Linked DNA regions of Homo sapiens: region 1 is linked to region 2. A link is a loop called in an ENCODE intact Hi-C map of the cell type or tissue named here. Cell type or tissue: gastrocnemius medialis. All regions are shown on one strand. Each heading gives the region's core, and the rest is flanking DNA. Links, peaks and the distances in the headings are about the cores only.

Region 1 (11,720 bases), core at 3,057-11,056, 89 kb after region 2:
AGGTATAAGAATGATATAATGAACTTTGTGGACTGGAGGTGGGAGTGGGGAGAAGGCTGAGAAGAGAGGTGAGGAATAAAAGACTACACACTGGGTACACTACACTGCTTGCAAAACCAGTGCACAGAAATCAGCACTAAAGAATTTATTCTTGTAGCCAAAAACCACCTATACACCAAAAACTACTGAAATTGGAAAAAAAAAAAAAAAAGTTTCCACTTCATGAAATCTTCCCTAAACTTCTGTCATATCTATTGGAAGTCTGATTTGTAGAAGACTCATAAAAGGAAAAATGAAACAGAAGTATCACCTTGCTAACATAAGGTTGGCATTTGGATTATTAGTCCCTGGTCCTGTTGGACTCCATTTGATAGTATAAATTTCTTTATTATGTGCTTGCAAATCATGGACACAATTGTCTTGTTTCATACTCCATATCTAAACAAAAAAGAAAAATGTATACAATTATTTTTCCATACAATGAGTATATTTAAAATATTATTTTGACACTTAAAATATTATATGGACAGTCTAAAACATGAGTGATATAACCAGAATGATGATAGAATATTTACAAAGAAACTGAAATGCAATAGGATATATTTAATATTTACATCTCTGTTTAAAAAAAAAAGTTAGCTTTAAGCCCTTTAAAAATATTCACTATTACAAAGTTTGAAGACTGAATTAACTATAGTTGTTCTGAGATTAGTTAACGATCCTAAAATGTTGAAGGCACAGTTTTTACACTGTCCCTTAAGCAAAAGATCTACATAATAAACTGCTCTTAGAATTTTAGAATCAGGAAAATTTTACAATGGAGAACTGAAAATAAATAACCAACTTATAAATAATGAGGACTCACAGAGAACCGTAAAAAGTAGCATAGGAAATAAAGCTCAAATGAAAAGTAGGAAAAAAAAAAAGTAGAAAAAAGTAGTCAAAGTAGAGAATAAGCCTTTCCTGAGATGAAAATATGCCTGTGTGTATAGATTTCAAGTGACTATTATTTTTGAGCAAAAATTCATAGAAATCAACACGAAGAGTATTTCTGGGAAAAAAAAAATCACTCAATAAAGACATGGTAGGTCCTGCAGTTATCTCCTTAACACATACACATACAACATGCCAAACCCAAGGAGGGCCAACCAAGAAAAAAATCAGCTCAACTTTACATTTCCGTGACATAACCATTAAAAGATAATGAAGCATCAGAGTGTTTTTGGTGCCCTATGTATTTACAACCCCAAGTAAAATAAATCTGAACGACATGTTTTCAGAACTGATTTCATTAGACCTTTCTAATTCATAGAATTTGATACTGTTGGCCACTCTCAACTCTTACCTCCCTTGAAATAAGTTTCCTCTACATACTTTCTTTTTCCACTTTCTCAGTCACCTTCTCAGTTTCCTTTGGAAAGCTCATCCCTCTTGATTTGGTGATTGTTAGAGTTTCTAAGACTCACTTTTTTAGGTCCCCTCTTTTCTTACTCTGTACTACCTACACAGTTTTGTCCCTGCCCCAATTTTTTTTTTTTTTTTTTGGAGATGAAGTCTCACTCTCTTGCCCAGGCTGGAGTGCAGCACCACAATCTTGGCTCACTGCAACTCCGTCCCCCGGGTTCACGCAATTCTCCTGCCTCAGCCTCCAGAGTAGCTGGGATTATAGGCACCTGCCGCCACGCTCGGCTAAATTTGGTATATTTAGCAGAGATGGGGTTTCACCATGTTGACCAGCCTGGTCTTGAACTCCTGACCTCAAGTGAACTGCCCACGTCGGCCTCCCAAAGTGCTTTAATTATAGGCATGAGCTGTGGCAACATGGGGGCACTAGCTGTGGGTGTCTGCCTGCAGACCCTGACCCAGCAATGGATGAATAAAGTACACTAACACACAGATATCCTGTTTCGCCAGTCCAGCTGAGGGTGTCCGAGCCATTTACAGACTCCCTGGAGAGTTCTGTAAACAGTTGCGACCATGGCCCTATCCGCTAGTGAGACTCAAATTTATTCAGTAAGATTAATTCACAAAGGCTTGAGTCAACACCATTAGAGGGTAACTGACATTGTGGACTTCCCAAGTAAAAAGCACTTAAGCACCCATGGCACATCAAAGGTTAGTCTTAATATTATATGAGTAAACAAGCTAGCTAGGTAAACTACCCTGCCTTCCTTTATTACTAGTTTAATTTGTTTAACTAAAGGTAAAGGAACCAGGCCGCGTTCAGCCAGATCTATTACTGAAGTTACTTCTCAGTTTTCCAAGAAGATATGTGTCTATTTCTATAACTATCTCTAATATTTTTCCCACCAGCCTGATTGAACCCCAACAGTGAACCACCAGGCCTGGCCATGCCCAAGGATTTTAAAGACCACCTATCTGCTGAGAATTCCCAGTTTTTAATCTTGAGCTTACAGTTCTCTAAGCATCAGTCCCACCTATCTCCTCCATTCGCATGACTCAGCGTCACCTTCTCATTCCATCTGGCATTCCCTCTTCTCAGAAAACGGCCCATTACACATTATCCATCCATCCTAGTTTTTGCTTTAAAATCCTTTGTGACATTTAAACATTCTTAGGATGAAGAAAAGCTCTCTAACAATTTCTAGTTTTAACCTCTCTCCAGCTTCAACTCAATATGTGGCACAAGGCCCTCTGGACACTGCCCTTCTGTCATTTCCTCATATGTGTCACACACAGTTCCAGAAGAAGTTTTTTTCATGTTATAAGCATTAATACGTGTGCACATAAGGAAAAGCCAAAGATGAAAGCATTAAGAAGAGTATTAATACTAGCAATTTTGTAAGGGAGCCCAGACTTAAGAAGAACTGTCTAAAAACATAGCAGATACTTAAAGGAGAAAACCTCACAAGTTTCGCAAAGTTAAATTTAATCTGTTCATAGTAGCAGGAAAATCAGTTTTCCCTCATGATTTTCATATCTGTAACGGTCATCACATCTGCAGTCCTTGGTACTGCAAAGTCAAGGATAAAACTGTTTTCAGTAGAGGGTTAGCTGTTGCAGGAGAGGGCTCAAAGCTTCATTTATTTTGGAAATAAGTATTACGTTGTTCTTTATCTCCAAATGCTTTTTTCCCCAAATGAGGAATCTGGTGTGCTTAGGTGCGAGACAGCAGTTTTGCTTTTAGTCATACAACAAGAAAAACAGAGATCCATGTTGAGATGTGGATGTTGGTATGTCAACTAGGCTCGCTCACTGAGAGATTCTCTGCTATGTATCAGTTTCCCAGCAATGGTGATACATAGTCATACCACAGCAAAATCAAATTAATACAACGCAAAGAATTCCAATCAAATCCATGAATGCTACAAAGATTTTGAGTACTTATTAAGTCAAATCTTTACATATGCAAATAAACTTTAATTGCAAATAAACTTTAATTGCCTCAACATATGACTTTCTAATGGTGAAGACAATTTATAGCATGACCTTTCTTACTATTGGTGATGTCTAATTTTATCTGTCTTCTTGACTGAGTCACAGGGTACAGATATTTGGTGAGACATTATTTCCGGCTGTGTCTGAGGGTGTTCCCAGTTGAGACAGGCATTTAACTTAGCTGACTGAGAAAAGCAGACTGCCACCCTCCCCAATGGGCGGCGGGGGGGGCATCACTCAGTCCAGTGAGGCTCTAAACAGAACAAAACCGCCAAGGAAGCAAGAATTCTCTGCCTCAGCCTGACTGCTGAGTTGGTATATTGGTCTTCTGCTCTTGGACTGGGACTTACACCATTGGCACTCCTTCTCTGGCCCTGGAATGGAACCACACCTCCATCTTTCATGGGTCTCCAGCTTGTAGACAGCAGACTGTGGGACTTCTCAGCCTCTATAATCACGTGAGTCAATTTCTCACAGTAAATCTCTCATCCATCCATCCATCCATCCATCCATCCATCCATCTTCTTATTGGTTCTGTTTCTCTGGAGAGCCCTAACTAATAGGGTATCATATGTCTCATTGTATCACAAGCCATCATTTTAATATAATTTGCTACATTCAAATAGTTTTATGTATTTCAGAAAAGAAACTATAAAATTTAAAAAACAATGGTTAGCCATTTAAAATGTTGGAGTTTTCATGCAGGTACAAACACTCCATGTAAGACAGACATTCTAAATGGTCTTAAAATGGCCAGAGCAACCATACTGTGTGACACCGCCAACCCATTTCTCCCTACTAAGCAAATTACCTTTAAAGTCATGTCGTCAGAACAGGAGGCCAAGAGATTGCCAGTTGGGTCCCATTTGATAGCATTTACTTCATTCTAAAAATAATAGTAAATATTCACATTTTCATTGTATAGACTGGGTAGCTACTTGAATATTAAACATACATACTTTAAAACTATTCTGAAACATTACTTGTTAATCATGACCACTTTAATGTGGAAAAAAGGTTTCTTACCGTATGTCCTTGGAATGTTTTAATAGGTCTGTCTTGTCCTAATTTACAGACATGAATGCACATATCTGTACTACAAGAAGCAAAGGTGTTGTTGCTCTGCCAATCAACATCCAATGCTGGTGCTGCAAAGGAACAAAGGTTAGATTTGCTTTTATTCCACATGTACTAAAATCCAAGAGTTTTAGCTTTGAACCATTGTTGACTAATAAAATATACTAACAGGCACTTAAACATTTTACTTTATACTTTTTAAGATATTAAGAAAAAATTAAAATAAAAGTATCTATATACAACAATATTAACAAATTTCAATTTAGTTATTTCTAGGTGAGACAGACCCTAAGAGAAAGTACACTGGCCTAGTAACTGGGAGATGAAGGTTCCTGAGAGCTGGCTCTGTGGGTCTTGGGTTCTCTTTTATAAAATGATAAAATTAAATGTGATGATATCATGCTTTTCATTTCTAAAATCTGTGAGTGTTCAATGGACAAGAAGCCTCGGTTCTGTCACTGCATAATTAGTGGACACAAGCAAGTCACTTAACCTCTATGATATATCCTCTTTAGATAAGGGTAACATGCAAGTGTTACCCTCACACACAAGAGTGAGGATAACACACAAGTTGAGCACCCCAATCTGAAAATCCAAAATCCACAATGCTCCAAAATCTGCAACTTTTTGAATGCTAATATGATGCCACAAGTGGAAAATTCCACACATTAAATGCTTAATACAAACTTTACTTCATGCACAAAACTAGTAAAAATACTGTATAATGATGCCATCTGGCTATATTATAAGGTATATGTAAAACATAAATTAATTTCATGTTCAGACTTGGGTCCCATCCCCATGATATTGCCTTATGTATATGCAAATATTCCGAAATCAGAAAAAAAATAAAAATAAAAAATGCAACACAATCCTGGTCCCAAACACTTAGATAAGGGATACTAAACTTGTACTATCTTTATCCTTAGTACACATGGTGAAGACCAGGTGAGATCATGTGTGTGGAAGTACTCTGTCAATTACAAGAGTTAGACAAATGTTATGCTGAATAAGTATCATTCCCATTATCATCTACTCAACTAACAAATGGAATACGGCATATGATTTGCAAATAATTTTCTTCTAAGCAACTTTTGCCAAATACCTCTTAAAATCTGTTCTTGTCAAACACCTCTTAAAATCAAATGCCCCTTAAAATCAATGAATTTAAAAATCTCTGAAGCCCCAAAGCAGGCTGGCATTTAATACTTTGAGTTTAGCTCTGAAATTATTGAACATCCTTGTCTCCTGCTGCAAGGTGCAAAAGATCTCCGTAATTAGCAACACAGATTATGGTAATAATAGTGAGTAACTGGGTTAGGCAACAGAAGCATATCAAAGACTGCATTTAAAGCAGGGGTTGACAAACTATGGCACATAAGCCAAGAATGGCTTTTATAGTGCAATGGGGGAGGAGGGGATCAAAGGAAGACATACAAATGTGGAAAAATGAGATTTAAAGTTCAGTGTCCATAAATAAGAGTTTTATTGAAACCCAGACAAATGCATGAAGTTGCATATTACCTATGGCTGCTTTTTCACTACAAGGGCAGAGCTGATTAGTGGCAACTGAGATCTTATGGCCTACAATGTCTAAAATACTTTCAAGTCCTTTAGTGAAAGTTTGTCAACCCTAATTTAAAGAAAAAACTTAAAGGGGAAAAACAGGAGAGTTAAAGTTGAGCTGTGTGGCCAGGTGTGACTCAGCGCTTTGGTAGCAAAGGCAGGAGAACTGTTTGAGCCCAGGTGTTTGAGACCAGCCTGGGCAAGACAGTGGGACCTCATTTCTAAAAAATAAAAAATTAGCCAGGTGTAGTGGTCCATGCCTATAGTCCCAGCTACTTGGAAGGCTGAGGCAGGAGGACTGCTTGAGCTGGGGAGGCCGAGGCTGCAGTGAGCCGTGATTGCACCACTGCACTCCAGTCTGGGCAACAGAGTAAGACTACTATGTCTCAAAAAACAAAAACAAAAAGTTTAGCTATGTATACTAATTAGTAGAAATACAAAGCATTTAATAAAGGAGATTAGAGACGTCTGTGGAAAGGGAAAACAAAGCCACAAACTCCCTCATTGTGTATATCCAAGCATAATAGTAACTGGCTATGTTAAAAATGAAACATAAACAGGTGCTTAAGCAGTTAAACTTATCAGCCAAGAGATATGTCATGCGTAAGAACTTGTAACTATGGATAGGAGAAGTAAAAAGAATGGGAAAAGAAGATTTAAAGCATTTAGGACTCAGAAAGGAAATTTTAATCAGAACTATACTGAGATTTTTTTTTTTTAAAAGATAAAGTACAACAGGAAAGAGTGAAATTGATTTCACTGCCTGGCTAAAGACAAATCAGGTAAGCCCCAAATCTAAAAGTACTAAGTACTAAAGAACAAAGAAGCGAATTGTAGTAATATGACCAGACATTAAAATAATTAGTTTTGGGTATATTTCTACAATGAAAAACTAGGTATCAGGACACCACTTGGATAGAGTAAGCTCATAAAGGAAACAGACTGGAAAGAAAAGATTTAATGGGAACTTACTATGGAGGTTACATGAAATTTCAAATAACTATATTTTTAAAATATTTAATCCTCCCTCAATCAACCTTTTAACAAAGTGCCATATAAAATTATTAACATAAATTCACCTTTTATACAAAATTTCAAATTATGAGAATTCCCAACAAAGTAAACATAGTCAAAAATCACACCTCAGAGTTGTCAGGCTGAGTAAGTTGCAGGCTGTATTTTTATTCTAGTCATGAAGCAGCACTGCTTTAGCTGGTGTTTGCTCTTCCTGCCCATAAGCCTTTTTGCCTGTGCTGTGTCCAATTCCCAGCTGAGTGCTTCACTGCTAAGGGCTGCCAGGGACAAACTTCACAGAACTGCCTTGCTCTGCTGCTCTGTATCCAAGCTGGTGTTGTGTATGTTTTTGGGAAGGAGGGAGGGAGGAGAGATCTAAAGACCTAGCACCCTTGGTTCAATGTAAGAAAAACTTTGAGGTGCAAGCTCCCCTCTGCACCAGGCTGAGACTGGGCCTTTCTTCACCAGAATCACTTCCTTCCTTGGCTTCTTCCCTCCCCCCCATCCTGCTTCCCATATTTCTTCACTTATTTCTCCTAAGAGGTTTTCCACAATAAGTCACTTCACTCAAATGTTTGGCACAGGGCCTGCCTTTTGGAGAAACCCAACCTAAATCAACTAGTAAACAAAAATATGTGCCAACTTTATCCGCATGATGTGTGAACTCTGCCTCTACTTGTGTGTATCACCATTTCTGACAGCAATGTGGATGACTGTCCTGTTCATTTGGCAGTCAACTCTCATTCGTTCCTTACTGCACTCTGCCCTGCTAGGATGTGCAACCCAGGAGGGCTATTGTAAGTTATGTCCCGGGTTCCTGTGCCTAGTGGTTTCCAGATGGGTTCATACAATGTAAGACACTGTCAGGAGTTCAAAGTGAGGAGTCCAAAGTTAGGAGTAGTAAGAAGACAAGCACGACTGCCATCATTTCAGGCTGGGTGTCGAGCATTGCCAGGCAGCCTATCCTCTACAACCCAGTCCCCACTGGACAATCAGGTCCTGCCTTCTCCTCTAGAGTCTTAGACTTCCTTCAATTAGTCTCTTGGTTACCTCCTATTCCTTAGTTTTTCACTCTTCCCAACACCTCTGCAAATATTTCTTTGTATTAAATTCCCTTTATTGGAGTGTCTAGTTTACACGTCGTTTTCCTCCATGGAACCTAATTCAGTAACTACTGTGCACTTTCATTTTGACTGTGCACTTTCATTTTGACATTAAGTATTATCACTTAAAATACAATTCTAAAAATTTTAATTTTTTTGGTTAGTAATCTTTCTATTGTTAACAAGTGCAAAAAAATGGGGAAGGGAGGCCTGAAAAATCCAATTAGAAGACAGTTAAAGATACATTAAAGTGTTATTCACAAGGCCAAATATATGTCAGGATGTTCCAGAGGTGTTAATTTTATACAGGGCAGCCTGCAAAATGTTAGAGAGGAGGCTAAAATAAACAAAAAGTAGCATTAAAACAAACACGCTATTAGGTTCATAAAAGAAAAACAAAACCAAACTACATAACCAAATCAAGATTGTTGGGATGTAGGAAATGTTGCAACGTAGGTTGTGTGATTAACGCTTTTGTGATATGCCTGCCTCATAAAATACAGTGCTTATAGATTGATGTAATCAAAGAACACATACCTCCTTATTTTATATTTACTCTTAAAATGAGTCTTGATAGTACAAGTTCTTTAGAAAGAAATATCTAACATAAAAAAAAATTTTATGTACCTGACAAGTGAGAGAAGTGTGTTCACTAATACCCATCTCATTTTACACATAAGAGGCTATGAAAACTTAATTTTCCCAGTTAAATAATTTCTTAAAATCTTGGAGCTAAAGTTAACATTTTTGTCTGCTCCACCCCTCTTCTGATTTACTTTCATTAACCCATGTAGCCTCCATAATTTTAAAAGAGAAGGAATGAACCTATGAGCGAAGAAGGATGCATTTATTACTGACTTTATTTTTAAAAAAAAAAGCCTTTATTGACATATAATTCACATACCAATTCACCTGTTTAAAGCATACAATTCAATGGATTTCAGTATATTATTAACTTATAAAATCTCTAGTCAAATATAAAACTTTCTAACTTAATTTTGATTTCTCCTTTGGCCCATGAGTTATTTAGAAGTGTGGGTTCCTGAGTACTTGGGCTCTTCCAGAGAGCTTTCTAATACTGATTTCTAATTTAATTCCATTGTTGCTATAAATGTCATTTAGGTCAAGTTATCGGATAATCTTCAAATCGTTTATAGCCTTACTTCCCTCTTCCCATCTTCTCAGTCCATCAATTATTGAGAGAAGAATACTAAAGTCTTCAACAATTGGAAGCACAATAATTTCTATTTCCTTTGAAGTTCCATCAGTTTTTGCTTCATATGTTTTGAAACAGTGTTATTAAATGCATTATCATTTTAAAATGTTTTGTTGAATTGACTGTTTATCTTGTATTAATAACCTCCTTTTTCCCTGTAAATCTTCTGAGCTTTGAAATCTAGTTTGTCTTATATTAATGTAGCCATTTCAGCTGTCTCTTGCTGAAATGCATACTTATACACTTGAAATGTATAAATGTACACTTGATTAGTGATAGCATGGTATTTATTTTTACATCATTTTATTTTCAGCCTATTGATATTTTTGTATTTGAAGTATATTTTACATAGGCAGTATATAGTTGAGTCTTGCTTGTTGATTCAGTCTCACAATCTCTGCCTTTTAATATTTAGGCCATTTACACTTATTTTGCTTTGTCATATGGTTACATTTAAATTTACTGTACTTCTGTTTATCTCTTCTGTTCTTTCCCCTTTTTGTATTTCTACCTTCATTTGGATTAATTGGATATTTTTTATGATTACATTTTCTTCTCCTTTGATGGGTTCTTAACTGTAATTATTTTTAGTAGTGTTTTTGGATTTATAGTGCACACCTTTAACTTGTCACCATCTACCTTGAGGTGATAATTTTAAATGGGCTAAATAATCTTATTTTCTGCCCCTCTTCCCTCCCCTACCTTTTTACCTAAGATTCTAACTATGTAGGTATTAGTCTGCCCAAAGTTTTATCACAACTCACTGATGCTCTGTCACCACACCCTCTTTTCCAGTCTATGTTCTCTGCGTTTTTGGATAGATTCTATGCTGCCTCCAAGGTCATAAATCATTTCTTCCCGCAGCATCGAATCTGTGGTTTATCCTAACCAGTGCACTTTTCATCTCACATGTTGTTTAATAACATAACTTCATCTCTAGAAGTTTAATAACATATCTTCTGTGTCTCTACTTAGCTTTTTGAACATATGATATGGTTAATCTTTGAACAATGTGAGGGTTAGGAGCACCAACCCCCTGTGCAGTTGGAAATCTGCACATAGCTTTTGACTCCCCAAAATCTTACCAACTAATAGCCAGCTGCTGATTAGAAGACTTACTGATAACAGTTGAATAAGATATATTTTGTATATTGCAGGAATTAAAAATTATGCAGAATGAAGACAGACCAAAAAAGAGTATATACTGTATGATCCCAATCATACAATGTAATCTAATCTCTGGGGATGGGAGAGAGATATCACTAAGGGGCAAGAAGAAACGTCTGAAGGTAACAGATGTATTCATTATCCTGAGTGCGGTAATAGTTTCAATGGTGTATACATATGTCAAAATATATCAAATGGTTCAAGTAAAATACATACAGTTCATTTTATGTCAACTGTACCTCAATAAAATTGTCTTAAAAACAAAAGTATGGTAAGAAAGAATACGATGGGTAAACTGAAGCTTATTTATTCGTAAAAATACTTTGATACTATGTACCTCATCAGGTTGTAGTCAGGACTAAAGGGGACAGAAAGAGCACCATCTCCAACACAGAGTTGGTACTAATCATATGGTACCTAGCAATAGTACCATAAACATACTTACTTCAACTTTACATTACTCCTAGGATGTACGAGAAATTAGTATGATTAACAGCCAAGAAGCCTGAGAGAATTCTGAAAACTAGAAGCAAAGATGAAAAGGAAGCACAACAGGTGAACAAAAATGTATGTGTAAATGCTTATTAAGTGGTGAGCTTTAATCAAGTTGAATTGTTTAACGATGTTTGCAAACTTATTCAGATACTACAGAAAAATCATTTTGCACCTTATTTTGGCTTGTTTAGGCACACTAAACAGAGAATGAAAAAAAAGCAAAATGCCTGAAGTTGCAAATTTCCATTTTAAAGTTGATGCTGTGCCACTGGCTCGCTGTTTGTAAAAGGATGTCATCAAAGATTTGAGAATAACCAGGGTTATTTTAGTCAGTCTCCAAACTGAAATTTTTTCTAGCACAACAAAATCAAAGAGACAGCTAAATCAGGTAGTACTAAAACCACTGGGTATCTTGTTCCAGTTTAACATCATTTAGTTACTGCAGTCGGGAAACTCACTGAAAAGCGGCGCAAAGGTTCTAGGCTTAAACGGAGCGTGGGCACAAAAATATGGCTGGCTCTACTCAAGCTGAATGTCTGGGTGTGTGACTGTATATCATGAAGGACGGAGCACTATTTTCGAGGTCTGATTAATCAGATAAAAGTACCACATTGAGTATTTCTTAAAAGAGAAATCCATCTAAGCCACCAACATTCCAACAACATTGGGAAAGTCTATTTTTT
Region 2 (16,064 bases), core at 4,422-12,421:
TATTATATAGACTTTACTAGGTAAAGAGCTGACGAAGACAAATATAAGGGTGAGGCAAGTTCCTGCCTTCCAGAGCCTTCACTGGGGAGAAAAGGCAGATATAAGAAAAAGTCGGAAAATAGGGCAGCAGCTGTGATAATTGGCAAGCCACATGTAGAGGAATGAAACTGGATCCTCATCTCTCACCTCATACAAAAGTCAACTCAAGATGGGTCAAAGACTTAAATCTAAGACCTAAGACTATAGACATCCTAGAAGATAACATTGGAAAAAAATCTTCTGGACATTGGCTTAGGCAAAGACTTCATGAGCAAGAACCCAAAAGCAAACACAAAAAAACAAAGATAAATAGATGGAACTTAATTAAACTAAAAAGTTTTTGCACAGCAAAAGAAATAAACAGCAGAGTAAACAGACAACTCACGGAGTGGGAGAAAATATTTGCAAACCATCTATCTGACAAAAAACTAATATCCAAAATCTACAAGGAACTCAAACAAATAAACAAGAAAAATAAAACAAATAATCCCATCAAAAAATGGGCTAAGGACATGAATAGACAATTCTTCAAAGAATATATACAAATGGACAACAAACTTATGAAAAAATGCACAACATTACTGATTATCAGGGAAATGCAAATCAAAACCACAATATGATACCGTAACCTTACTCCTACAAAAATGGCCATAATCAAAAAATAATAGACATTGGCATGGATGTGGTGAAAAGGGAGCACTTGGACACTGCTGGTAGTGATGTAAACTTGTACAACCACTATGGAAAACAGTATGGAGATTCCTTAAAGAACTAAAAGTAGAACTACAATTTGATCCAGCAACCCCACTGCTGGGTATCTACCCAGAGGAAAAGAAGTCATTGTATGAAAAAGACACTTGCACACGCATGTTTATAGCAGCACAATTCACAATTGCAAAAATATGGAAGCAGCCTAAATGCCCATCAATCAATGAGTGGATAAAGAAAATGTGGTATATATATGCCATGGAATACTACCCAACCATAAAAAGGAATGAAACAATGGCATTCACAGCAACCTGGATGGAGTTGGAGACCATTGTGCTAAGTAACTCAGAAATGGAAAGCCAAACATTGTATGTCCTCACTTATAAGTGGGAGCTAAGCTATAAGCATGCAAAGGCATAAGAATGATATAATGGACTCTCAGCTGGTGTGGTGGCTCATGCCTGTAATCCCAGCACTTTGGGAGGCTTAGTGGGGAGGATCACTTGAGGCCAGGAGTTTGAGACCAGCCTGGAAAACATTGTGAAACCCTGTCTACTAAAAATACAAAAAGTAGCCAGACATGGTGATGAACACCTGTAATCCCAGCTACTTGGGAGGCTGAGGCATGAAAATCTCTTGAACCTGGGAGGTGAAGGCAGCAGATTGCACCACTGCCCTCCAGCCTGGGTGTGACAGAATGAGACTCTGTCTCAAAACAAAAAACAAACCAACAAAAAGAATAATATAATGTTCCCCCCCAAAATTATTGAAATAATAAAATAAAATAAAAGACTTCCCAGAGCTTTAAAAAAAAGAAACAGCTGGGCTGGGTGGTTCACGCCTGTAATCCCAACACTGGGAGGCAGAGGGTAGGGGATCACCTGAGATCAAGACTTCGAGACCAGCCTGGTCAACATGACGAAACCCCGTCTCTACTAAAAATACAAAAATTAGTTGGATGTGATGGCACACGCCTGTACTCCCAGCTGTTAGGGAAGCTGAGGCAGGAGAATTGCTTGAACCTGGGAGGTGGAGGCTGCAGTGAGCCGAGATCACTCCACTGCATTCCAGCCCAGGTGACAGAGCGAGACTCCATCTCAAAAGAAAAGAAAAGAAAGAAAGAAACAGCACAGTTGCTAAGCAACCATAAAGTGGAACAGAGGCGTATTCCTGCAGTAAGGGTGAGGTTCTTCTATAGCTAGAAGAACATGTGTGGCTTAGAACAGGGATCCCCAAACCCCTGTACAGCAGGCCCAGGCCCTGTTAGGAACTGGCCTGTTAGGAACCGGGCCACACAGCAGGAGAGGAGCAGCAGGTGAGCCAGCCAGCCTTACCACCTGAGCTCCAACACCTGTCGGACCAGCAGTGGCATTAGATTCTCACAGGTGCGCGAACCCTACTGTGAACTGCACATGCGAGGGATTTTGGTTGCCCGCTCCTTATGAGAATCTAACTAATGCCTGATGATCTCAGGGGGAACAGTTTCATTCCAAAACCATCCCTTCCCCACAACCCACCCCCCATCCATGGAAAAAATTGTCTTCCATGAAGCCAGTCCCTGGTGCCCAAAAGTTTGGGGACTGCTGGTTTAAAAGATGAAACAGAATGAGGAAGGAGTGATTCAGGAATTGATTTAATTTGCTCATGGGACTGAGAAGACAAGATTGATTGGATGGTGGACAATGTTGATGGTGATGCTTGATGGTGTGATAGCTGCAAGTACCTGTTATTACCGAGCAAAAGGGGCTTGCTGCCTGATGCACTAGAAATGAATACTACGGTACTGGGTTTTTGAGAAAATAAAAGTTTTTATTGTAGGTCAACCAACAAGGAGACAAGAGTGCAGTTCAAATCTGTCTCTCCTTGCTGGCTCTAAGGCAGTCATTTCATTAGAAAAGTTTCAGGGGATGGGTTCTGAGATTACTAGGTGATGGTGGAAGGAAAGGAGAGGTCTAGAAAGTCCTCGGGCATGCACAGTTATCTCTTCATGCTACCTCGTGGAACACATGTGCAAATTCAGGGGGAATTAGTATGAAACATGGTGGAAATTCGGGCTGTGACGTCAGCAAGCTCATTCTGTACAGACTCGGGCTGGCCATATGGCTTCCAACTGATTTCAGCCAGTTTTTTTAAATCTCACAAGTAAAGGGAGTTTCAGCAGCGTTCCCTTAACGGCAATTCAACACGTGACCTACCAAGTGCCAGCACTTTAGCGGCAATATTTCATATAATCTTCACAGTAACTCTAGGAAACAGGTGTTATAATCTACACGTTACCCTCAACTCACTTTGCCCAAGGTAAATAATAATAATTAGTAGTAGTAGTAGTAGTAATGGTACTACTAGTAGTAAATCTGTGACTAAAACACAGTTCCCTGCAACTTCAAAAACCACACATACCTTTGTTCACCACACTACTCTGCATCTTTGAAATGTAGTGGCTTTTCAAAACATCCCAGTGAGCCTGAAAGTCAGGCTACACATCCGTTTATCCATGAGGGCCTACTTAGCAAAACAAAATGTTTATGGCAAGGCTACACCTTTTTTCATGCAAACGACAATAGCTTTATCGATCCAACAGAGGGGTTGGGGAAGGAGGTACTTTCACAAAGTAGATTATCTACTTATCAGAATTATGACAGTGAAAATGATAGGCCAGGTGTGGTGGCTCATGCCTGTAATCCCAGCACTTTAGGAGGCTGATGCATGCTGATCACTCGAGCCCAGGACACCGAGACCAGCCTGGACAACATGGTGAGACCCCCATCTCTACAAAAAATTAGCTGGACAGCGTAGTGTGACTGTGGTCCCAGCTATTCAGGAGGCTAAGGCAGGAGTATCGCTTGATCCCAGAGGGGTCGAGGCTGCAGGAAGCCATGTTCCTGTGCCACTGCACTCCAGCCTGGGTGACAGAGTAAGACCCTGTTTCAAAAAGAAAAAGAAAAAGAAAAAGATAGCATTACCTGTTAGCCAGGGGTCGAGGCTGCAGGAAGCCATGTTCCTGTGCCACTGCACTCCAGCCTGGGTGACAGAGTAAGACCCTGTTTCAAAAAGAAAAAGAAAAAGAAAAAGATAGCATTACCTGTTAGCCACTGAAATGTTAATATCTGGACATATTTGAGAAATAATAACACAGAGTCAGCTTTTAGAATTTTATTTTGTAATTGGATTGAGGGACTCTGTTGGAAAGTGAGAAAGTCCCTGGGTTACTTGCTATTCTGTGTGTGATCATACTGCTGAAAGAAAGAGATAGAGAGAGGCAGGGGAAACCTTGCTCATCTACACAGACACCACGCCTCCACTTCCATCACCTGTAAAGCAGCACTTCCATGGGATATTCAATTCAACCCAGCATATATTAGGAACTCTTATAACGGTTTCTGGGGCCCAGGCATACACCGGTCAGTGTCACCCCAGAGTATGACTATTATATGAAGTACACAAACTCCATCCTCTAGTCTGCCTTGTTCAAACCAAAATGAAGGTCCTGCCACTCTGCTGTAGTTCCCCAGCATACTCCCCAGGAAGTCATGTACCATGACTGCTGAACTTCCTTCACCAGGCACCATTCCCTCCCCTACAATTGTAAAAAAAAAAAAAAAAAAAGAAAAAGGAAAAAAAAAAGCCTTTTGATCTGTGACCTGCATTTAAAAACTGACATCTGGTGGTTAGGGTGGTAATTAGACATCATTTAAAAGTTATTTCTGCCCTGTTAACTGAGTTACTCTGTGATCAGATTATGGGATAATTTAGATGAATTCAGGCATATTGATTGTATAATCTATAATGTGTGTAATTAATAACTACCCCCTAAAAGCTCTGTGTGAGAACTTGTAAGGATTAGCATTAGGCAAAAAGTCAAGGCCTGAATGGCATTTTCTCCTCAATGCCTTTTATTAACTACATATAAAAGGGAAAGCTTTCAAAGGAGATGAAATCAAGATTAAATGCCAGAATTTATTGACATTGTTGCACAACTTACATCCCTAATGGCCGTAGACTGGTGTAACTTGGGAATTCTCTTGCCCTAGGTAATTGAGGTGTCATCTTCTTGGATTGCACATCTTTAAGGGAGGTGACTCTGGCTGCTGGCTTCTCTTTGATAGTTTTACCCATGATTCTCGAGTCACAAATGAGGCTAACCCAGCCAAGGGGGTTGCAATGATACAGGCTGGCCTGTATTTTTTTTTTTTTTTTTTTCTGAGACTAAGTTTTGCTCTTGTTCCCTAGGCTGGAGTGCAATGGCGCGATCTCGGCTCACTGCAACCTCTGCCTCCTGGGTTCAGGCAGTTCTTCTGCTTCAGCGCCCCTGAGTAGCTGGGATTACAGGCACCTGCCACCAAGCCTGGCTAATTTTTGTATTTTTAGTAGAGATGGGAGAGATGGGGTTTCACCATGTTGGCCAGGCTGGTCTAGAACTCCTGACCTCAGGTGATCCACCCGCCTCGGCCTCCCAAAGTGCTGGGATTACAGGTGTGAGCCACTGCGCCCAGCCATGCTGGTCTGTCTTGAAATGAGCTGATGCCAGCAGTGTAGTTAGAATAAGCTGTTTCTACTTATGCCCAAATAACAACAACAAAGGTTGTTTTACTTTGGTTGTGGTAAAAGTGACAAGGGTCAGATTTCCGTATTCTTGAATCTTATCCCACTGTTTACAGCCACACCAGGTCATCTAAAATATGCACGCATATACACACAAACATTATTTATTATTAACTAAAATATCTGCCCCAAACTCCTTTCTCTTCTTCTACCTTGTAAGCTGGGTGGAGCATCTGTGAGACAAAAGGACATCTTGATCTGTTCTGTAGGCAAACTTAAGACATTCATTCAATGGCTCCTTTGTCTTGGCTCACCTTGGTGTTACAAGGCCCTCAAAGAACCTGATGGCACCTGAACAGGAGGCATACCAAGAAGTGAAGACAGCAGACCTCGTTTAAAAGAAAGAGAAAGAGACGGCATTCACTCAAAGAGAAGGGTCTGCCTTCCCCATTGGTATATTCGAGGAAATGTGATCATGTTTCGTATTTACACATGGGCTGGTTGGGCACCTTCATCAATTTATCATCCTTTTTCTCCACCCATGAATGCACCCCTTGGTGGGATGGTGACTTAATGATAGCAGTTTGTATTTGTTGAGCTCAGCACTCTGCTACGTGTTCTACATGCACTGTTTTACGGTCAGGTAAGTGCCAACACAATCGTCAACTTACGGATAAGGAGCAGAATAATGGAAAGGTTCAGTAATCGATCCCAAATCCACAGCTGGGAGGTAGTAGAGCCAGGATGTGAACTGCCAGTCCTGTCTGACCCCCAAGCATGTGTCTGAACTCCTCAATTTCCCCCATCTAGCTATGTGTTTCCCAAAAAATCCCATTCCTCCTTGACATATGTCAGAGTTCTTCCTCCTTAGAGGTAAAATGGGGGAGAGATAAGGCATAAGGAAAAGAAAGACATTGACAACATGGAAAAAAAAAAAAAAAAAAGACCAGATCTTAAAAAGAAAAACTGGCCACGAGAAATTTTCATTGGTGAGAGAAGCCCAGAGATCTTTAAAATAAAGATGGCTACTCTTCCATTTTAAATTGTTTCCCATGCAGTGTTCTATTCTGAGATCTCCCTGCTGTATTAGTCAGCTAGAGCTGCCATAACAGATTACCACAGACTGAGTGGCTTAAACAACACAAATCTGGAGTCCAGAAGCCTAAGATCAAGGTGTTGGCAAGGTGGGTTTCTTCTGGGACCTCTCTCCTTGGCTTGGAGATGGCTTTTTCCTGGGTCTCCACATGTTCTTTTTCTCTGTGTGTCCATGTCCAAATCTCCCCTTCTTATAAGGACACATGTCATATTGAATTAGGGCCCATCTCAATTATTTCATTTAACTTTAATTACCTCTTTAAAGACCCTTATCTCTCAATGCGGTCTCATTCTGGGGTACTGAAGATTAAAACATAAACACATGAATTTGGGGTTAGGGGAATATGCAATTCAACTTCTAGCACCACCACCCACCCGCCCACACACATACACACACTTTATGCCAGACTTTCAGTAAAAATCTGCAAGATACACTGTCTTGGGTAAAAGAAATTGGTGGAAAATTAAAGACAAAGTTGTCTTCCATATATGGAATTAATGACAAAAATAGAAAAGGAAAAAAAATGGCCAGGAGGTGAGATGCAAACAGGGAATAAGAATTTAACAGAAGCAGGAAATCAAGGTTAGGAAAGCAAAGAAAAATGTGCCAGGAACAGTTTAACCCTACCCCCACCACAGAGATACTAGGATTCCCAACCAGATGTGGATTTGGCCTTGAGTGTATTTTGTTTTGTTTGTTGTGACTATTAAATGAATGATAAATCCTAAATCCTGGACATCTTTGGGTGACATGGTGATAACTGGTATGGCAATTTTTCAGTGAATTACCATTAAATCCCAGCCTATCTAATCACAGGTCATGCAACTCATTGCGGTAGAAATGTAGTCCAAATATTCATCTCTTGATTCCCAGCCCAGTTTACCATCCCTCATCATTAAAACAGAACTAGAGAGGATGACAAGGGCTAGAGGTGAAAACAACAGTGGGCCTCTCCTTGGATCCAAGGCAGCACAATGATTCAAAATCAAATGTGTGGCTGCCCAGGAGAGAAATTCAGGTGACTCACAGACGCTCTTTGACTCAGTCCTGTGTAATGGAATTTCAAAACAGGAATAACATTATTACACCTTCCAGCAATTCACAGCCAATATTTGCAATTAAAAATCACCGGGTTCTAGCCTTAAATAAGGCTGTTGAAGAACTTATGCTAATAAATGGCTCTCCTTCGCACTTACAAAATTATTCTAAGCCATTGGGAAAGGTCACTTCTGCTAACAGTGTACAAAAAAAAGATCTTCCCTTTGGTTCTAATTCTGGGTGAATGGCATGCCTGTGGGGCTGACTGACAGGACCCTGTGCCAGCATGGTGCCACATGCCAGCTGGTCAGTACAGCCAAGGAGCATACGTATGCTGGGCCCTGTATCAGCAGTCTCAGCTGGTCACTGACAAGGCAACCATGCTGAAGACATATTTTGCAATTTGGTCACACTAAAATTTGATTGCGTGTGTATGTGTGAGTCCATGTATGTTTAATGATATGAATCAATACAGTTTATTGGCAATTGTTTTTCAGACTGACAATAAGCAACACAAAAGCTCAAATAAATTGTTTCTCATCTCTTTGGAATCATGTGGAGCAAACAGGTGTAAAAAAGGAAAAGGAAAAACAGCCAAAAAAAGAGGACAGGTAAATGAGACATTTTACAGTACATTAAGGTGTGAGGCTGGCACTGCATTCTTACTAAAATACACACACACACAAATTGGGGCCTTATAGAGGAAAGAAAATAAATTTAATCTCCAGCTCGCCCAATGCAAATTCAAGGCATTCCATTCTTACTGTTCACTCCCAAAAGCTACAATCTGGCCAGTAGGACAAGAATTATGCAGGCATAAAAATATGGAGCAAAAATAAGGGAAGAAAATGGGTCCCTGAAAACCTTAAAGAAATGAAATATACTTTAAGAAATATTGGAGGGGTCTGGAAGCAGACACTGGAACAGCAACCAAATCAGTGTTCAGGTATCCAGGAAGCTGTTTGGGGTGGGAGGGAGTAAGGCTTACGAGGGCGGCCTGACCCCCAGGACGCCACGGGTCGAGTCGAGGAGTTAATGCAGGATGTTGCTGACCAGCAAGAACTTGCAGAGGAGATTTTAACAACGATTTCAAGACCTGCAGGGTCTGGAAGAGTTTGACAAGAATGAGCTCATAGCGGAATTAGAAGAACTCATCTCACTTCAAAGCCATAGGGCTGCATCACTGCTTCCTCTACAGAGTCTGCACAGGGGAGGGGAAAACTGGCCGGGGCAGGGGGCAGTAAGCAGAGCAGCAGATGCCTGCTGTTTATGATGTTGAATTATATAAAATAAACTGTATTTGCAAATCCAACATTTAGCTTCTGGGCTAGATATCATAACTTCACTGCTGAATCCTCAATGGAAAGAGCCACTTGTTTGCACTTGAAGGTGTCTGAAAATGTCATCTCTGTCCTTTTAAGACAGGCAACTTGTTCCACGTTTCTCTGTCAGACTTGTATGGTACTGGAAGAAAAGCCATTTTTTAAAAGTCATAGACCTTCCCTTGTCCTTAGCTGTAATAATACATCTGATTTTGGTTTCCTAAAGAGTTGTATTTCTCTTCAACCCTGTATGTACCTCTCTTGCCCACTCCTCATTCCCACTCCACTGGTCTTTCGGAGTTTGTGATTCTTATTTGAAATTGACAATATTCTCTTGAGAGCAAGTAAGATTGTTAGAATTAAATTGCAGCCATAGAGTTTTTAAATATAATTCTAAGGTCCTTGAGGCTGTTTGTAGTAACTGCTAGATAACTTGTTGGAAACATGTGCACACATTTGTATTCAAATGAAATTATAGTTTGCACTATCATCTATTAAATATCTTGATTAATTTTTTAAGAAAAGGAAAATATTGGAAAACCCCAAAAAGCAATTTTATTTTGTTTATTTATTTATTTATTTTGAGACGGAGTCTCGCTCTATTGCCCAGGCTGGAGTACAGTGGCTCAATCTCGGCTCACTGCAACCTCTGCCTCCCAGGTTCAGGTGATTCTCCTGCCTCAGCCTCCCGAGCAGCTGGGATTACAGACACATGCCACCATGCCTGGCTATTTTTTTTATTTTTGGTAAAGACAGGGTTTCACCATGTTGGCCAGGCTGGTCTTGAACTCCTTACCTCAAGTGATCTGCCTGCCTCAGCTTCCCAAAGTGCTGGGATTACAGGTATGAGCCACCATGCCTGGCCCAGATAGCAATTTTTAAAAACTTAGATGCATAATAGCAAAACGGAGAGTCATGTGGCTAATCAGCATGCTTCCATAAACACAAAGAATTCCAAAGATGATAATCCTGACACCAACATCATCAGTATTAAGGTTCTTCTAGTAATAAGGAATAAATACAAACTCTGGCTAGATTCAGAGAGATACGAGAGGAGAAAGGGGGAGAATGAATTTACTGGAAGGACACTGGAAGGAGTTCGTAAAGCTCTAGGGGCTTGAAGGGTAATTTCCTGTAGAGCATTGATTTTCAACCTTGATTACATAATAGAATCACACGGGTAACTGTAAAAAAAAAGAAAAAAGTAATGCACTGACTCCACTCAGACAAATTACATCAGAATCTCAAGGGGTAGGGCCCTTGAATAAGTATATTTTAAAAGCTTTCCAGCTGATTTTAATGCATAGCCAGGGATTGAGAACTACTCCTCTGGAATGTTAGAATTAACACCCCTCAATCTTTATGACTCCCTGGTCCAATGCTTTTAGCTCAAAATTCCAAAATTCCCAGGAGAGAGATGTAAGTGGCCCAGTTTACATTCATAGGATACCACTGAACAAATTTAGCCACTGCCAAGTAAACAAGGTCATATTGGACCAGACACAGCCGCTGGGAGTCCATGTCTGTGGGTCAGGGCAGGTTGAATTACTGTGAGCTGGGCAGCCACCCAGAAAGTGTCTATTACACCACCCATGGGTGTGATGGGAAGTTTCATGCTTAACCAGTACTCCCTTCTTCTCTGAGAACACACAGATAAAATGACAAGACAGAGTCCAGATTCCAGTAGGGCAGCCCAGGGTGACACCGAAGGGACTGCAGAGATGCTTCGTACACCCCAGCCAGTGAATGAATCCTCCTATGTTCATTCATTCAAACACCAATGTCACCTGGTAAAAGTTCTGGGTTAGAGATAGAAAAGAATGATTTGTAATTACTGTAACAAAGTGTAAGTCTCTGATCTGCTCACCTTGTAAATGTGCAAGAGCAGCTTAAGCAATAAAAGAAAAGCTCTTAAGTACATAAATCTTTCCTAGACGAGCTAGTTTATGCCAATGGTAATTTAACAGGCCGTCTTCTTCCCTAAGTAGTGTCAAGATAAACTTCAATCTGAATTTAGTTCTAACACAAAGTTGGAATTAAAGAAATTCAACCTAACTTTTTTAATGTAATAAATAAACAACTATTCCAGCTGTGACATAGATATTAAAGGGAAACACATTGCGTATGTAGAATAATTTACAAATCGAAAACAGTATATATACTTCAGAACACAAGCAAATGAGAAGTACCTGCAAAGCGTGCAGCACCAGGAGAAATCAAGGTGAGACAGCTGCTGCTTTCAAGACAGCCACCAGTTTGAATGGGTAACCAAACCTACACTCAAAGAGACAGTCAAGTATCTCAAGAGAGCATGCAATTCAGAGTCAGAATGAATGATTCATTGGTAAGGGCCACATGAGTACACCAAAATCCAGAGTAGTTTTGAATCATGAGCCCAGCCCTGGCCCCAGAGGTCTCTCACAGTAGACCATGGAATGGGCTGGTCAATCTCATTAACATCCCACTGGAATCCAAAACACACAAAAGCCTAGGGATCATGAAGGAAAAGCTGTATATTCATACTGCTTTCAGTGTGGTTCGGGAGAAAAGAGAGAAAACAGCAGAGCCCTGAAGTATCAGGTAAAGCATATAAGGGACTGTCACACAATACAGTCATCTTTGTTTGGATTCTTCCATAAGCAGAGCTTGAGACAAGGAATTTGAGTGCAAGTAATTTATTTGATAGGTGAAGGAAAACATGAGTAGGGGCATGGGGACCTGAGACCGGGAGGAGAAGACAGATAATATAGGATGCGTCATCAAGTGGGTTACCCCTATGAGCAATTGGATCTTTTTTTTATTTTTATTTTTTGTATTATACTTTAAGTTCTAGGGTACATATGCACAACGTGCAGGTTTGTTACATAGGTATACATGTGACTTGTTGGTGTGCTGCACCCATTAACTCGTCATTTACATTAGGTATATCTCCTAATGCTATCCCTCCCCCCTCCCCCCACTCCACCACAGGCCCCGGTGTGTGATGTTCCCCATCCTGTGTCCAAGTGTTCTCATTGTTCAATTCCTGCCTATGAGTGAGAACATGCGGTGTTTGGTTTTCTGTCCATGCAATAGTTGAGAAATTGGGTCTTAATGCTGCTAGGGAGAAAAATCTAGGTGAAGAACACACAGTCAGAATGATCCCACCCAGGGTGAGGGATCTAGGGTATGTATACACCAACAGCCATTAGTGATTGGTAGAGGGGTGCTGTAGGGGAAAACAGGAAGGTGTTAATAACCTGGCAATTTGGCCAGGCACGGAGCCTCACGCCTGTAATCCCAGCACTTTGGGAGGCCAAGGAGGGCAGATCACAAAGTCAAGAGACCATCCTAGCCAACATGGTGAAACCCCGTCTCTACTAAAAATACAAAAATCAGCTGGGTGTGGTGGCAGGCGCCTGTAGTCCCAGCTACTCAGGAGGCTGAGGCAGGAGAATCGCTTGAACCTGAGAGGTGGAGGTTGCAGTGAGCCGAGATCACGCCACTGCACTCCAGCCTGGTGACAGAGTGAGACTCCATCTCAAAAAATAATAATAATAATAACCTGGCAATTTAGGTCTGCTGAGCATATAGGTAGATTGGCTCCAGGAGCCAGGAAAAGCTTTCAGTGAATGGGAAGTGAGATTGGCAGTTGACTTCAGCTGGTCTATGATGAAATGGTAAGACTTGAATGGATAGGGTGAGGTCTAACAGCATTTGCTATGATTTCCCACAGTAGAAAGAGCACTAGATTTGACATGAGGATACCTATGTATGAGGCCAAGACCACTAATACCTAGTCCTGGGGATGGCGAGAGAAGCAGATGCAGATGATACATCCTTTACAAATCATAAAGTATAATATGCACACTAACTGTAATTATTAACTAAAAATTTTCAAAACTGAAGGATTATAGCTAGTATGTAGAAAAGGGAGTAGTCCCTAAAGTCACAGTCCTGTGTTCAAGTCCCAGTTCCACCCCTTCTTGACTCCAGGGCCTCATTTCAGTAACTTCACCTCTCCTTACTTATCAAATGAGGGCAATTAATAATACCTACTTCATAGTTCTATTAGGATTAAAAGCACATAAGCATGTAAACCATCTAGGACCATATCTAGCAAATGGTAAGTATCAACTTCATCACCCTTCTTATCATCGTTAAGTAGAAATGTTTGAATGTTACACATAAAGTGAATAGTAATGCAGTAAATTCTATCACAGTTAATTTCTATTGATCTATGTTAAAAGCTAGTGCACGCAATAACAATAAGTGGATGGATGGATGGATGATTGTAAGGCTAGAAGTAGAGACTGTAGAGAGAGTGGTTAAAAATAAAATACTCATTTTATGTTATTCTGTTTTCAGATCACCTAAAAGCAAATGTTCAATATTTTCTACATCGTCCTAGATGCTGGCTGGTAAGGGTTTAAATTACACTAGCAAACAAATACAACCAGGAGGGTACAGTGTCTGTGAAACTAAAACCAATTCCTATTACGGAAAATCATTTTTTATATGTCTGCTTCCCTGCTTTAGTAAACAGAACACAGAGAACATAATTGAATATTTGATGATTGAAAATCTTGCAGTGTCTGTGAGTTCTCATACTGAACATCAGTTCTCATCACACAAGCCTGTAGGTGTACTTGTGGGATGGCAACAGATTACACAGAAACTTTAATGGCCTTGAGAAGCACTCATAAGGCTTCTTTTTCTTTATCTTTATCCTTTAAGAAATAAATAAATATTTGATATCAGTTGGGTAAGGTTTTTGTTTGTAAATTTTTTCCATCTGATTAAGTTTAGGGGAATTTTGTTTGTCTACTGCTCTCTGAATAAGATGAGCTCTCTCTGCCTCTCTGCACACTGAGTCGGGGAAGTTGAGGGGGTCCTTTATCACCTTCCTGAGCACTGTGGGACTAGATACTTTCCTCTACTGGTCTAGACCTAGAGATAAGGTTAGTAAGCCCAGCTTCTCATCCTACAGTAGCATCTCCAGGCATTAATCTGGGGGACTCTTCCAGATGCATTCTGAGTTTTTCAGCAAAGAGTTGTTCATAAAGAGCCAGGCCCACCACCCACCACACATCTCAGCTCTCTCTGGTCTGGCCTCTCTTCCTGTTCTCAGCTCTGCCTATAAGGGCCTTTCCTAAAGTAATGAGGCATCCCAGGATGCACCTGCTCATGACCCGTCCTCTCTCTTCTTTTTTTCTTTTTTTTAATTGTTGTTTTCCTAAGACGGAGTCTTGCTCTGTCGCCCAGGCTGAAGCGCAGTGGCACAATCTCAGCTCACTGCAACCTCCACCTCCCGGGTTCAAGGAATTCTCCTGCCTCAGCCTCCTGAGTAGCTGGGACTACAGGCACCCATCACCACGCCCAGCTAATTTTTGTATTTTTAGTAGAGATGGGGTTTCACCATGTTGACCAGGCTGGTCTCGAACTCCTGACCTCGTGATCCACTCACCTCGGCCTCCCAGAGTGCTGTGATTACAGGCGTGAGCCACTGCTCCTGGCCCTGTCCTCTCCCTTATTATGCCAGCCACATTGAATCCCAGAAGTTATGCTCTGGACATGGGCCTCTCAATGGATGTCAGAGGGAAAAAGTCATGGGGGGAGGATGGAAGATCTAGGGAACATAGTATAATTATTACTGGTTCAGCAGATAATTGTCTTGCAAATAAAAGCCAGTTACCTGATTCATTGACTGGAGAGGTCTCAGAGTCCCAGGTTTAAAGGTGAACATTGACCTTAGTCACCGTTTTCTCGCTCTATAATATTCTGGTTCAGTGAGTGGAGGATATAAAGCCATAGAGTGCTTTTCAAAATCTAACCCCAACCATGTTTCAGTAAAAATACAGTCTGTATAGATTCAACTCTGTTTCCTCCTTGGTTTATAGCTTTTGTGCTAACATTTTTGTAGTCATTTGTGGCTATTTTCATAGGAAGTTTTGAGGAGCGTTATCAGGCATTGCTTTTTAATTACCATACCAACCCAGAAATACCAGAATGAGAAGACTGAAATTCCAGTTACAATAAAAACTGCACATAAAAGTCATCTAACCATTATCTGCAGATATCAAGAACGCAGTAAAATAGTGCTGGATTCTGTGCACTAAAGCTCATGCCCTTGGCTCCTGAGAAAGCCCTCAATGCAGAAACTAACAGTTGTCTAATCCAATAGCTGTGCTTCTTTTCCTCCTCAAACAGCTCAGTTTGTAGTTGGGTACATTATGGCCCAAAATAAAAGATCCATTTTTCATTATCCCCTGCTGCTGAGTGACCATGTGACTAAATCCTGGCCACTAAATTCTAGAAATGTTATATAGGACTTCAGGAAGTTTCCGTAAAAGTGAGGAAGTACACTCTTCTTCTTTCATAATTCCATTCTGCTGCTTGGAATGCAGATGTGGTGGCTGGAGCACCAGCAGCACCTTAAAACATGACGATGAAAGTTTCATGCCAGAGATAACAGAGCAGACAGCTGGAAGGAGCCTGGGTCACTGATAAATTTCTTGAGTCCCTATTCCAATCTTATATTTCTGATTAACAAACCACCTAAAATGTAGTGGCATAAAACAATAGCAATCATTTACTGTAATTCTCTCTCATAATTCCAAGTGTTGTCTAGGGAGCTCTTGCTCAGGGCTTCTCACATGGGGCTGGAGTCATCTGAAGACTTCCTCACTCACATATGCAGAGGTTAATGCTTATTATATGACTGGGATCTCAATTGCTGCTCTAAGTCGGAACACTTGGCTTCCCAATGTGGCCTGGACTTCCTCAGATGCCTTACAACATCTGCTTGTTTCTGATCTTGGAATCTAGCTGCCACTTAAAGCCCTTTGTGATCTGCTCTCCAAAGACAGGTTCAAGGATGAGGTCTCAGACTCACTTCTGGGAAAAGGGAGGACAGGGAATGGCAAGATCGTGGTTCAGGAAAAGCAGAAGATATTGTTACAGCCGTCTTTAAAACATAAAAATCTAGTCAGGCACGGTGGCTGACACCTGTAATCCTAGCACTTTGAGAGGCCAAGGTGGGCAGATCACCTGAGGTCAGGAGTTTGAGACCAGCCTGGCCAATATGGTGAAACCCTGTCTCTACTAAAAATACAAAAATTAGCCAGGCGTGGTGGCGTGCCTGTAATCCCAGCTATTCGGGAGGCTGAGGCAGGAGAATCGCTTGAATCTTGGAGGCAGAGGTTGCTGTGAGCCGAGATCGTGCCATTGCATTCCAGCCTGGGCAATAGAGTGAGACTCAGTCAAAAAACAAACAAACAAAAAAGGCCAGACACAGTGACTCATGCCTGTAATCCCAGCACTTTGGGAGGCCAACGTGG

What was found. Hi-C counts contacts between places; a loop is a spot of excess contacts. Peaks named below come from ENCODE experiments on the same cell type or tissue, not always from the same donor. Only the 100,000 strongest peaks of a DNase experiment are listed, where the experiment ranks them.
Region 1: a loop joins it to region 2, with 3 times the contacts of the local background. A loop is called at or near these places in 2 of 110 quality-filtered maps.

The regions. Positions count from the first base shown.
Region 1 is chr3:177,033,888-177,045,607 of GRCh38, forward strand. It overlaps TBL1XR1 (TBL1X/Y related 1), which reads right to left. Exons shown (of 16, transcript NM_024665.7): 11 at 4,426-4,547; 12 at 4,211-4,285; 13 at 311-438. It overlaps TBL1XR1-AS1 (TBL1XR1 antisense RNA 1), which reads left to right and starts at 3,518. Exons shown (of 4, transcript NR_174966.1): 1 at 3,518-3,857; 2 at 4,475-4,563; 3 at 11,010-11,097. RefSeq lists enhancers at 3,493-4,692, 6,034-6,328 and a silencer at 7,739-7,983. In gastrocnemius medialis, for the core only: no CTCF peak of the experiment used is centred there; DNase peaks (open chromatin) are centred at 7,344 and 7,704; H3K27ac peaks cover 3,741 bases.
Region 2 is chr3:176,943,597-176,959,660 of GRCh38, forward strand. No RefSeq gene overlaps it. Among named protein-coding and RNA genes, the nearest start is that of TBL1XR1-AS1, 86 kb to the right of the region's middle. In gastrocnemius medialis, for the core only: no CTCF peak of the experiment used is centred there; DNase peaks (open chromatin) are centred at 7,375, 7,745 and 10,285; H3K27ac peaks cover 4,710 bases.